3 separate regions of the Homo sapiens genome follow, and all the other regions are linked to region 3. Evidence: chromatin contacts called from ENCODE Hi-C or POLR2A ChIA-PET data. All regions are on one chromosome and are shown on one strand. Each heading gives the region's core, a stretch centred on a gene start or an enhancer-like site at or near the end of the contact. The rest is flanking DNA. Distances are from core to core; before and after follow the strand shown. Region 1 overlaps KLF3-AS1 (KLF3 antisense RNA 1). Region 2 holds the start of LINC01258 (long intergenic non-protein coding RNA 1258). Region 3 holds the start of LINC02278 (long intergenic non-protein coding RNA 2278).

Region 1 (3,858 bases), core at 1,196-3,695, 37 kb before region 3:
ATCATTGGATCAGCAGATCGTATGAGCTAGGGCATCTTGCGTGGCAGCTTGGATCTGCTCCAGAGCTCTCTGTTCTGGGCCCCACACAAAACTGACAGCCTCTTAAGTCACTCAACACGTTGGTAGAAGAAGTATTCCCCAATACAGCTTATAGTTCTCCAAAATCCAAAGAGGCTCACTAAGCACTGTATCTCTTTCTCAGCCCTAGTAAGTACAGGGTGTAATAACTTGTTTTATTTTTATTTATTTATTTATTTATTTTGAGACAGAGTCTCACTCTGTCTCCCAGGAGGGAGTGCAGTGGCGCGATCTCAGCTCACTGCAACCTCTGCCTCCCGGGTTCAAGTGATTCTCCTGCCTCAGGCTCCTGAGTAGCTGGGACTATAGGCACGTGCCACCATGCCTGGCTAATTTTTTTTTTTTTTTTTTGTATTTTTAGTAGACATGGGTTTTCACCATGGTGGCCAGGCTGGTCTGGAACTCCTGACCTCATGATCCACCTGCCTTGGCCTCCCAAAGTGCTGGGATTACAGGCATGAGCCACTGCACCTGGCTAATAACTTGTTCTTTATCTTACAGGGCATGTCCCAACATGCCTTAGACCATTGAACCCCTAAACACTTCACTAGTATGGGAGACATTGCAGGATCCTTTCACAAGAGGGTGCAGCCTGTGGGGTCTGAGAACTGGCTCGGATCTGGAAACTGTGGGTCCATCAACCTTCCTGACAGCTCTTGATTTTTTAAATTGTTATACAAGTCATGCAGTACCCTCATTGGCTGCTTGTCTATCTCACTCATAGGAACACCATGCTCTATTAGCCATCACCAAAAACTCGTGGACTGAAGCACTCTGGCCTTGCTGGCTGTTATGGTTTATATTCATCTTGACTCTGATGGTTAAGAGCAGACACCTGGTCTTTGTTATTTTGAAATGGAGCCCAGTTAAATGGCAGAATCACCTATTCTTATGCTGGCCTACAGTGGACAATCATTGCTAAGCTTCCCAAAGATGTTGTCACCCCCACACCGATAGATGTTCTTGCCCCTCACTTATATATTTGAAGGCAATGTCCCTGAACCCTCCCAGGAAGTCCAGGTGTCACATAATAAGTTTGTTCGAACAATCCTATCTCCCTGAGCATTCTGACCCCTTCCTCAATTTTCTGCCAAGGCACTGCAGCCTCTTCCTGTAACTTACTGTAAGGCATTATCATGTCCAAGCCTCAAGGAACCATTCAGAAACAAATTGATACTACCTCCAAGACAGTTCCTGAGTCAGTAGTTCCCTCCCTCTCCTATTTATCATCCTTCCAAACAGTCCCCACTGTGTCCCTCTAGTTCACGCTGATACCAAGCCAAGCCCTGCAGCTCTTTCTGAACATAAGGTGTTTTCTTCTGCATCCAGGTCTGTATTTCTCTACCTGGACTACCCTGAGAGCTAACCCCAGTTATTGGTCTGGAAGCAACGAATGAAGGCCGGGGCAGAGCTTGAGGAGGGCAACATCATTTTGTCACAGTCGCCATCAAGAATCTAGTTGCAGACTGGGCGCTGTGGCTCACGCCTGTAATCCCTGCACTTTGGGAGCCAAGGTGGGTGGATCACTGGAGCCCAGGAGCTCAAGAGCAGCCTGGGCAACGTGGTGAAAGCCCATTTCTACAAAAAAATGCAAAAATTAGCAGAGTGTGTTGGTGCATGCCTGTGGTCTCAGCTACTCGGGAGGCTGAGATGGGACGATTGCTTGGGCCTGGGAGGTCAAGGCTGCAGTGAGCTGTGATCACACCACTGCACTCCAGCCTGAGTGACACAGCAAGAACCTGTCTGAGAAAAAAAAAATCTTGTTTCACCTAGATCTGAAGAAGAAAACAGAAGCAACATTCAAATTAACATCAGTCAACTGATGGAATATTTTAGATGAAGTAAGAGAAGCCAAGGCATGTACCCTCAGGCTCTGGGCTTCTCCCTGCAAGGTTGGGAAGAAATTTGGAGGAGGCAAAGTGGGAGCAAGTCAGATGGAAGAGACATTATGGGTCAGGTGGGTGAGAACTGTGGGAGGGAGGTTCAGGGTGCTCCATTTAGCAGGTTTTTCATAGTGCCTGTGCAGTCCAGGGCTCTGATTTCTGTAAGCAGAACGATGTCATTCATTCTTTTATTCATCTATTTGTTAAGTCAACATTTATTGAGAGTCTCTTATGCTACTCACTGTGCTAGGTGGTAGGGCTCAAAGATGAATAAAACGCTGTTTCCTTTTTTTTCAGAAATTCATAGTGTAGTGGGAGGTGGACCAAAATGCCATTGACTTGATTGCCTGACACTGACAGGTGCTGAAATAGAGGAATATACGGGATGCCATGGGAGGCCAGATGAAGTGAAAAACCCACTCTTACTGGTGTGTGTGCACACACAGGAGGAGTTACGCAATGCCTTGTCTGGTTTCCTGTCCTGGCACATTTCCATTGCTTATTTCTAGAGCCACTTGACCGTAATAGCTGGTCAGGGATAATGTAAAGAATCTTCATTTGGCAGCTCTGAGGACTGCCCAGTCAACCTTCCCTTCTGTCCTCAGCACATATACCTAGTTTCTTACTCGCTTTTGTGACTCATCTCCTCTTGTACCCTAGACATCTTTTCTATTTTTATACCTCTTGCACCCTCAAAGATCCCTTGAGACTCTCTTGCCTAAACCTCTTTTAGGCAAATCCTACCTCCTTTTCTCTATACCTGCTTTGAGAGAAGGGGAAAATGTCTTAATATATGCACTAATTAGGCCCCTTGATGGTCTAATTTCAGCCTTACATTGTTTCGTTTTGTAAATGAGCCCCAGGGAAGTTAAGTAATTTGTCCAAATTCACACAACTAGAAAAGACAAAAGCAGGACATTGAATGTAGAGCCAATATTCAGAGTACCTGATTTTAGACCCAGTATTCAAAGCACCGACTGCTATGGTCTGAATGTGTTCCCTCCAGATTCATGTGTTGAAATCCTAACCCCCAAGTTGATACTATTAGGAGGTGGGACCTTTTCAGATGCGACTGGGTCATGAGTGTGCAGCCCGCATGATTGGGATTAGTGCCCTGTCAAATAGGAGAGACTGCAGAGAGCTAGCTAGCTCCTTTTCACCATGTGAGGGCACAGTGAGACAGCCCTGTCTATGAGGAAGTGGCTCTCACCAGACACTGTTGGCACCTTGACCTTGGACTTCTCAGCCTCTAGAACTGTCAGAAATAAATAAATTTCTGTTGTTTATAAGTGACGGAGTCTAAGATATTTTGTTAATAGCAACCTGAAGGGACTAAGACATTTACCAAAACCTTAAAGGCTCCCAGATAATCACCTCTAAAACACTCAGTCACAACATTTTTCTATTCAAAGTCTCCAGGGAGAAAAGACAAAGCACTACAAAGACTGCCTTGTAGTATTACAATCTCTTCACTTTTTCTATCAAATGTCCTGTTCCCCCTGTGCACCTAGAGACTCACAAGGCATTTAACATCTCTGCCTTGTGAGCCTAGAGGTACATGAGGGGCAGAACCTTTGATAGAAAAAGTATGTGCATGCGCACACACAGACATATATATATACACACACACGTATATTTCTGCTTAGTAGATACCACCAAACAATTTTCCAAAGTGATTGCACCAGTTTACATTTCCACCAGCAGCATAGGCAGTAATTATCCTCTTCAACATTTGGTATTGTCAGTCTTTTGAATTTTAGCCATTCTGGTGAGTTTGTAATAAAATATCATTGAGGCATTAATTACATTTACCTGATTATTAATGAGAATGAGCACTACTTTAATAAGTATAATATTTTCCATAGGTTTTTTGAAGACATTGTCTCTCAGATTAGAG
Region 2 (4,345 bases), core at 1,508-4,007, 41 kb after region 3:
AGTGAAATTATAATTAGGTAACCCTTTTTCCCCCCTCAAGGTCTAAACAGCTAAAGAAGCCCAAATCCCTGCTTTTATGAAAATAGAAACATCAAGCTGAGATCAGGAATTTTAAAATTAACCAAGTCCTTTTATTTACATGATCCTTAGACCTCATGAGTCAAGTATAATTGTCTTCCTTTCAGATAAGAAAACTGAGGCTTAGAGACATTAAGCAATTTGCTTAAAGTCACCTAATTTTCAGGGGTGTCTTGGGACCAGTACCATTCAGATTATTCTCCTAAACCTACTCCTGTATTTTCCATTTTCCAGAAGGCTTGGTGCTTAGGAAGCCAATTCTGAGGCTTTTTAAGGTCCTGAGTTGCCTTTGAAATGATCAAAGAGACAGTTAGACTCAATATGGTTAAGTTATAAATGCGTTTTCTGAGTTTTGATTCTTTGCAAATTAGCCATCCATGGAGGGCACGTGACATAACGGGAGCAGGTCTTGGCACAAAGGCAGGAACTGCAGCAGGGAGGTGGGTGGGCAGGGAGCGAGGGAGATGAGATGCGGGGCTCCTCTGAGCATGGGGAGTGACCTGAGGCTCTGCTCGGGCTGCAGAGGCCAGGCTGGGGAAGGAGGCCCGGTGGCCTGAGGCATAGTGGTCAAAGGACAGTGCATACTCAGGCAAAGTTAAGACCAGCATCGGCACCAATTGGCATTAGTGAGTGTAATTCAGCCATTGGGAACCAGCCAGGATACTAATCTGTGGCCCCAAGCTCAGCAGCCAGTGCAGCCAGGTGAGCTGTACAGCCCAGTGGGAGGAGAAGCTCACCCTCCTTCAGAGGAGATAGGCACCAAGGCGGGGAGAGACCATCCTAGAAGGAGGAAGAGAGATTGGGACATGGCTCCGGATTATTGAGCAGGCTGTGATGTGGGGGATGAGGACACAAGAAAAGAACCAACATTCACTGATCACCTACTCTGTGCCAAATGATTTTACATGCATCATCTCCAGTTCTTTCAACAGTCCTGTGAGGGGGTATTAGTGTCCCCACTTTACAGGTAAGGTCACAATTTGCCAGCGGTCACAGAGTAATCAGAGGCCATAGCAGAGGCAGAATCTGAGCACAAACCTTCCTGACTCTTTGCCCCCAACACAGGGTGGGCAGGAGTTCCCCAAGGGGCTCCAGGACTCCCAGGATGCACACAGTCCAACTCTGGTTGACTTTGTGCCTAAACTCTTCTTTTTTTTTTTTGAGACAGAGTTGACCTGTCACCCAGGCTGGAGTGCAGTGGCACGATCTTGGCTTACTGCAACCACCGCCTCCTGGAGTCAAGCGATTCTCCTGCCTCAGCCTTTTGAGTAGCTGGGATTACAGGCACCCGCCACCACGCCCAGCTAATTTTTGAATTTTTAGTAAGGTGAGGTATCACCATGTTGGCCAGGCTGGTCTTGAACTCCTGACCTCAAGTGATCTGCCAGCCTTGGCCTCCCAAAGTGCTGGAATTATAAGTGTAAGCCAGTGCGCCTGGCCTGTGCCTGAATTCTGAAGTCCCACCTACCATGGTGTATCCCAGGCCACTGATCTATTGCCCCACCTAGAAAAGGAGACAAGTCTGGACCCAGCCAAGCGGGTGAAACTGACAGAGGAGCTGGCGCAGGGAAAGGAAGAAGGGCTGTAGAGAGTATGTGGCAACTTGCAATTAGGTAGAAGAGTCAGTTACTCAGAATACCACATGCCGCAACCATGCCGAAATGAGTTTACTGTAATTCCAGATAAAAACAAAACTGTCGGAGCAGAGACTTAGAGACTCGAGGCAGGGTTGGCTTATTTTTTTTTCTATGGTTTCGATATAATTCAGCACTTTCACTTTGTGAAGATAGACCTGACCTTTATGTGGTCTGGAGAATGCTGACTCAACATCAGGGTAACCAATGGTGCACTCATGACCCGAAACAAGACTGGTGGTTGTCAGGGTTCTTAAAGCTCCACACTTGGGCTCTCCACGATCTCGGAAAACCGTGCCTTTATCAGAAATGACAGCCCTTGTTCAAACAGAGATCTGGATAGGTGCGCATTAATTTCAAACATTTTTTTAAAAAGATATTTTCCTGACTTTGTAAGAGGTAGAGTAGGATGCTGATTTAGCGTAGGTCTTTTTCCCATTTCCTACAGTAGTACAGATGGTGACTGAAGGGCAGATGAAAAAAGAAAAGGGGAAGGAAGGGAGGAGAAAAGAGGAAGAGGGTATGGGGGAAGAGGGATGGCCGGCAAAGGAGGCCCACTTTTACTTCCTTGGAAATATTTCGTTCATTTTGAAAACTCAAACTCAAGTTTCTCCTGGAAAAGAAAAAGGCTTGGGATCTCCCAATTGCCTATTGGTATGATTTTTATCTAGCTCCACTTTTTGATTCTTTAGGAATCAAACCGTGAACTTAATTTTTCCTCCTATTTGAAAAGCATAGGCAAAAGTCCTGCCCTCTTTTCCAAAACAAAATGCAGCATCCACCCCCGACCCCCACCACACCTCAAAGCCCCAAAGTGACATTTTCAACAGACTTATCATAAATCAAATCTGCTGTGCACACCAGTAAATAGTGCCAGTAAGCCAGGTGAACCAAATCAGATTTTTCAGCCTTGACTTCCAGTGGTGAGAACAAGGATGTGCTGACCTAGGAAAAATGACAAGTCATGGGCGCCCTGCACCGGCCCTTTCAGAAGACGTAGAACACTGCAGGGGGTGGAGTCTGGAATAAGGAGAATCTGGAATCAGTGATGACCTAGTTGTCTTGAGGGCCAGGCTGAGGAGAAGCCTGATGGGTTACGCTTCAGAATTTCATGTGCTCATGGTAGGTCCTCTGCATTTTCCCTGTCAGAGTGGATGTTGAACTCTGGTGAGGATGAAAGGGAAGGTCCCAGAAATGACCTATGCTCTTGCTGGGGAGATCCAACATCTGGCTCAAGCCTTAAGCAACAGCCCCCTTGTCCCAGTCTTGATTTTGGACTCTCCATGAAGGCAACCTATCACAGACAGCCTAGAGAAAGCATACCACAGCTCATAAAATGTTGCTAGCATTCTGCCTATTGTAAAATTATCTGTAGGAGCCAACCTGTGTTCTGGAAAGTTATGGGTATAAGACGACGTGTTATAGGTGATTTTGATTTTCTTAATTTGTTTAACAAGCTTGAATTTGAACCCCAACCATTGGATCAAAAATGTCACATTTCTGGCCAGATGTGTTGGCTCACTCCTATAATCCCAACATTTTGAAAGGCCAAGGTGGGAAGATTGCTAGAGGCCAGGAGTTCAAGACCAGCTTGGGCAACATAACAAGTCCCCGTCTCTATAAAAAAAAAAAAAAAGTCACATTTCTCAATTAACTGTGGGTCTGAGCCTTTGCTTTTAAGGGTTGAAAAATCTTATCACAATTACATTTTAGGGAAACCATTCTCTTTCATAAGGTTATAATAACACGCTCCTTGGGACTTATGTGGTGCTTAAAAAATGAGAGAGGAGGCCCTTTTTTTTTTTTTTTTTGAGACAGAATCTCGCCTGTCGCCCAGGCTGGAGTGCAGTGGTGCAATATCAGCTCACTGCAAGCTCCGCCTCCCAGATTCATGCCATTCTCCTGCCTCAGCCTCCCAAGTAGCTGGTACTACAGGTTCCTGCCACCACTCCTGGCTAATTTTTTGTATTTTTAGTAGAGATGGGGTTTCACCGTGTTAGCCAGGATGGTCTCAATCTCCTGACCTCGTGATCTGCCCACCTCAGCCTCCCAAAGTGCTGGGATTACAGGCGTGAGCCACCGTGTCCGGCTGGCCCCTTCTCCATCACTTGTGGTCATTATCCTTCTTGGTGCCTTTGGGACACCGAAATCCAGGGGATCTCCTTTCCTGGTGGCCTGATTTACTATCTGCAAGCTTTGTCACAGACATTCTTCCAGGGTTTGAGGCTGCAGCTTGCAGAATGTAACCATGATAACACCCCAATGTCTGGGAAGCCCTGTGTAAGTGGGGCAAGGATTTCAAAGAAACTCCAAGCCTCCACCCCGCTTCATAACACTGAGAAATCAGCTTACATGGTTTAGGTCTTTGCCCCTTCCAACTCAAAGCACCAGCTCCTATATCCTTCTGCTCTGGTGCAAATGAGTTGAACCCCTCCTCTTTGGCCCCTTTATTAGCGTGCAAAGACTGCCGTAACAAAATGCCACGAACCAGGTGGCTTAAACAACAGAAATTTATCATCTCCCAGTTCTGGTGTCTGGAAGACCAGATCAAAATGTTGTCAGAGTCCTTCTGCAGGTTGTGAAGGAAAGATTTGTTCTAGGCCTCTCCCTTTGGCCTTGTAGATGCCCATCTT
Region 3 (3,900 bases), core at 1,395-3,894:
TCAGTGAAGCAGTTTGCTTGAATTTTGGGGTCATGTATATGAGAAATGTGTATTTTAAGCAAGAGACTGCATGGTGAGTTATCTATGAGCATGCAGTCAGTTCAGGCACAATAGATTCATTTCTCATGTTCACTCTGGGGCACATGCTTTTTAAGACCAACATTCATTCTCTCTCTCTCTCTCTCTGTCTCGTATATAATTGAACTTACAAAAGTTGAGTGCATGTAAGATTCAACTTCACTGTTCTACTTAGTCCACGAGGAAGACTGAACAAAACACTAATACAGGTACCCTAGAATCAAAATCTACATGGAAAGTATTTATTTTATTTTGTGGAGCTTCCTAGATAAAGATATGATTGCTGAACTTTAGAAGTAGATAAATTCCTTGGCAGTGCTATGATTTTTTTTTCTTTTTGCTGTGGTGGCTTAGAAAGAAAAAGGAAAATAAAATGTTTTAGTATGGATATGGCTGGAAAAAGGAGAATAAATTACCTGACTACTGAATTTAGAGAAATTTAAATGCAAAAGGAAGTCGTTTTCCAACACCCCTCCCCTCTGGTAAAAAAGCAAACAAAACAAAACAAAACCAAACAACCTTGGTTTACTCAGACTTACCCTTCGAGACTTGGTGCAGGCATCAAAACCTTCTATGGCTACCAATATCCTCAATAGGCTGTTTGTTCTTTCTGCACCTCTCTCTCTTCCCTTTTCCCTTTTCATCCTACACGTCTCTACTCTCAAATCTCCTTTCCCACTCCTGTTTATATTGGAGTCTCACAGCGGACACAGACCATGGTCTCATGGAGGCCTTTGTAAGAAGTTACTAAAGTTACTAAAACTAATGTGTTCCTACAGACATTATGAAGGAGGACTTCGGACAGAGACAGCAAGTTGATTTCCTGGAGCAATACCTAGGGAATTATTCTTTTGGCTCTGAGAGGATGATATTTTAAGTTGTTACATATTTGCTGATCTTCAGGAGATTGCTGGAACCATCCTGCATGTACAGGAAGCTTGGGCTCTTGGCCCAAATTGGCTCAGGGTCTAAATATTTGGAAGATGAATACTTGGAAATGCATTTAAACATTTAAAGCATTTTATTTATTTTTCCAGTGAGTCTCATTGTTAGTGCAGTACAACTTTGCAGCAAGACTGTATCTGCTGAAGACATGAACCTTGTGGACAAGCCCAGGCCTGGGCTCCACCTCAGGTCTTGGCGGGAAGCCAGAGGTGCATGTCTATTGGCTAATGTCCACACTCCTGAAGTGGGTTATTATTACAATCCCTCACCTTAAACGCCTGCATTCTAAAGTCATGCTAAGGGTCTGACCCAAATGGAACACTGGAACACACACAGACACACGCACGCGCGCGCACACACACACACACTTTTCAAACCAAATGTTGCACTATTTCCTTTCTTTTGTCAGTGCTGAATCTATATTATTATTGTCAGCTGTTAACTCTACACTGATGATGCACTGTGGTCAGTTTCCCTCTCTAGCCTTCCAGCCAAGGTATCTTTTGGCTGCTATATGCTTAGAGGAGGCAAACTAATATGAATGTATTAGATTATGTAAAACATAATTAGGGAGGGAAATTTGCTGTAAAAGCATCCTATGTATTTATAGAACTCAGAGGAAATTATAAGCAATGTGGGGGGAGATTTCATGTTCTTTAGACTCACAGATAAACTCTAGGACCTAAGTGATTGGAACTATTTCCCTATCGCAATCAAATTATCCAGATAATTACCAAATATCTACTTTGCTATGCTACAGAGTCACAAACGCACATTGTCTCAATGGCACGGGAGTAAGCATCAGCTTCATTTCTAATAGGTGAAGTAGAAAAGGGGGCCGGGCGGAGGGGCTCATGTCTGTAATCCCAGCACTTTGGGAGGCCAAGGCGGGAGGATCACGAAGTCAGGAGATCGAGACCATCCTGGCTAACATGGTGAAACCCCGTCTCTACTAAAAATACAAAAAATGAGCCGGGCGTGGTGGCGGATTCCTGTAGTCCCAGCTACTCGGGAGGCTGAGGCAGGAGAATGGCGTGAACCCGGGAGGCGGAGCTTGCAGTGAGCTGAGATCGCGCCACTGCACTCCAGCCTGGGCAACAGAGCGAGACTCCGTCTCAAAAAAAAAAAAAGAAAAGAAAAGGGGTGCGCTGGGGTGGGGGGAGTATGGGAGTACACCTGGCCTTGGTAATTGACACTGTAAGGTGTCTTAACAACAATGATAACAACCATCTCAATAGAATTTGGGATGTGGTAGCAACAGTAAAAATTATATTAAACTGGGCCCCATGCCCAGACTATCAGCCTCAAATAAACAAAGTACAAGAAAAACACTTCAAGAGGGACTAACTTGTGAATCAAGGAAGCTAAATAAGCCAGAGACGTGCTCGCCGGAGGAGACAATGCTTTCACCTCCTTGAAAAAGCTTTTGCCCAACCTAATTAAAATGCCCCATCTAATTAAAAATCTAACCATAATCCCACTGACAGCCCCTAGCTCCACCCCTTACCATTGTCACGATGCTCAGTTGAGCCCCCTTAGCTGAAAAATTATTGAAATAGAGTGGATTTGAGTGCGCAGGCATAATTCCCAGCCTACCACAGAGTTGGAGGCAAAGACGCTTAGTGATTTGCACAGTGGTTGGTGGTGTCTCACTCAGCAATGATGTATGACACGGATGAGTGCAGAGCGGCCATCTGCTGTTGAGGAGGGTGACAGAAAAGTCTGTTCTACTGTGGCAGATGACTCTCCCAGTGCTGGGCAGCTGGCATAGAGTGGACAAAGTTGGACAGGGCAAGTGATGCCCAGCAACTCTCTGGGGCAATAACTCAAGGTCTTCTCCCTTCTGTGGCTATATTCATCCCTGTCTTCTTCACACACACACACACATGCATAATAGAGTTGATATGATAAAATACAATTTGGAACATGCAGAAGAGGGAAGAAGCACACGCCTACCCAAAGGGTTAAAGTTGCTGGTCTGGAGCATGAGATGTATCTCTGAGTTTCCTAGTAGCCTGGGCAAAAAGAGAAAACCTGATAAATCATATGGCACATGTTACCTGGGAAAAAAAGCAAAAACAGGTTCCTAGAAGAAATAAAGTTTTTCTTAACAACCTTTCTAAAATCTGGGGTTTTTTTTTTTTTGGTTTTGGTTTTTTTACTTTTGACTTAATAGAAGGGAGAAATTGAATTTCTCAGAGTGTGTATAACAAAATGTCAAACTGCTAGAGTGCTTGGCCTATTGATAGGGAGAAGACTAGAACATGGCTTGCTCAATCATTAATGAGAAACAGGTAGCATTCAGCAGTACCCTGGGACTGGCTGATTGGATCTTACCTCTTCAGAACTAATAGAACATGATTTTTACCTTTTTATTTTTGCATATCTGTATTTTCTGAAACTTCCACAGTGAACATGTATGACATTTGTCATGCAAATATAGCTGGTTCTGGACTGTGTGATGTGAGATCCTCACCCTTCCTTCCCCTGTTCTGTATTGTGGGAGGGGCTTGACCCCTCCCGGCTGCAGTTCTCAGGGCCCTGTGTTAGCTGGCTTCTAGCTGAGTTTGGCTAATGGGAGGCTCTGGTGGGAGTTTGATGAGCAGGAGGAAGGAAGACGTCAGGGTATTTTTCCCTCTCCCTCTGTCCTGGGGTAGTATCTCTGGCAGCTGCTCCCTCTCTTCCACGACTCCAGTTTGCACAGGAAGTCTGTCATGGTTCCAGCTTCCTCTGGGTAATCCCAGTCCCTGGGCTCTGCTAGCATCACCTCCTCCCTTTGTCCCTCCAGCCTAGGAGTGGCGGCAACTTCCTGCTGCTGCTGGTCTCTGGATTGCCTCACCATCCCTTGTTTGGCTTTTAAGTTTCTTTCATCTCATT

Evidence for each region. A loop is a pair of places that touch in the nucleus more often than their neighbours do. ChIA-PET counts read pairs that join two places held with the same protein, here RNA polymerase II (POLR2A). Pooled maps may share reads with other maps.
Region 1: a loop to region 3 is called in a map of IMR-90, with 2.1 times the contacts of the local background. The contact joins the enhancer-like site here to the promoter of LINC02278 in region 3. A Hi-C loop is called at or near these places in 4 of 168 maps with a recorded cell type or tissue (CD14-positive monocyte, IMR-90, cardiac septum and 1 more) and 7 of 50 pooled maps. POLR2A ChIA-PET finds 5 or more read pairs at or near these places in 4 of 52 experiments (CD8-positive, alpha-beta T cell, GM12878, activated CD4-positive, alpha-beta memory T cell and 1 more).
Region 2: a map of GM12878 shows a loop between it and region 3 (2.9-fold over the local background). The contact joins the promoter of LINC01258 here to the promoter of LINC02278 in region 3. A Hi-C loop is called at or near these places in 5 of 168 maps with a recorded cell type or tissue (CD4-positive, alpha-beta T cell, GM12878 and naive thymus-derived CD4-positive, alpha-beta T cell), 15 of 37 single-sample maps with no recorded cell type and 13 of 50 pooled maps. POLR2A ChIA-PET finds 5 or more read pairs at or near these places in 9 of 52 experiments (CD4-positive, alpha-beta T cell, CD8-positive, alpha-beta T cell, HCT116 and 5 more).

The regions. Positions count from the first base shown.
Region 1 is chr4:38,600,043-38,603,900 of GRCh38, reverse strand. KLF3-AS1 (KLF3 antisense RNA 1) reads left to right here. Exons shown (of 16, transcript NR_171644.1): 14 at 1,408-1,592; 15 at 1,852-2,035; 16 at 2,259-3,858. Among named protein-coding and RNA genes, the nearest start is that of LINC02278, 38 kb to the right of the region's middle. Within about 2 kb of position 2,445, at least 4 of the 41 ENCODE cell types and tissues checked have a DNase peak (open chromatin) inside an H3K27ac peak, as active enhancers do; they include CD14-positive monocyte, where a contact is called at or near this core.
Region 2 is chr4:38,521,592-38,525,936 of GRCh38, reverse strand. LINC01258 (long intergenic non-protein coding RNA 1258) reads left to right here and starts at 2,757. Exons shown (of 8, transcript NR_110951.1): 1 at 2,757-2,834. RefSeq lists an enhancer at 1,534-1,583.
Region 3 is chr4:38,562,747-38,566,646 of GRCh38, reverse strand. LINC02278 (long intergenic non-protein coding RNA 2278) reads right to left here and starts at 2,644. Exons shown (of 3, transcript NR_146991.1): 1 at 2,531-2,644.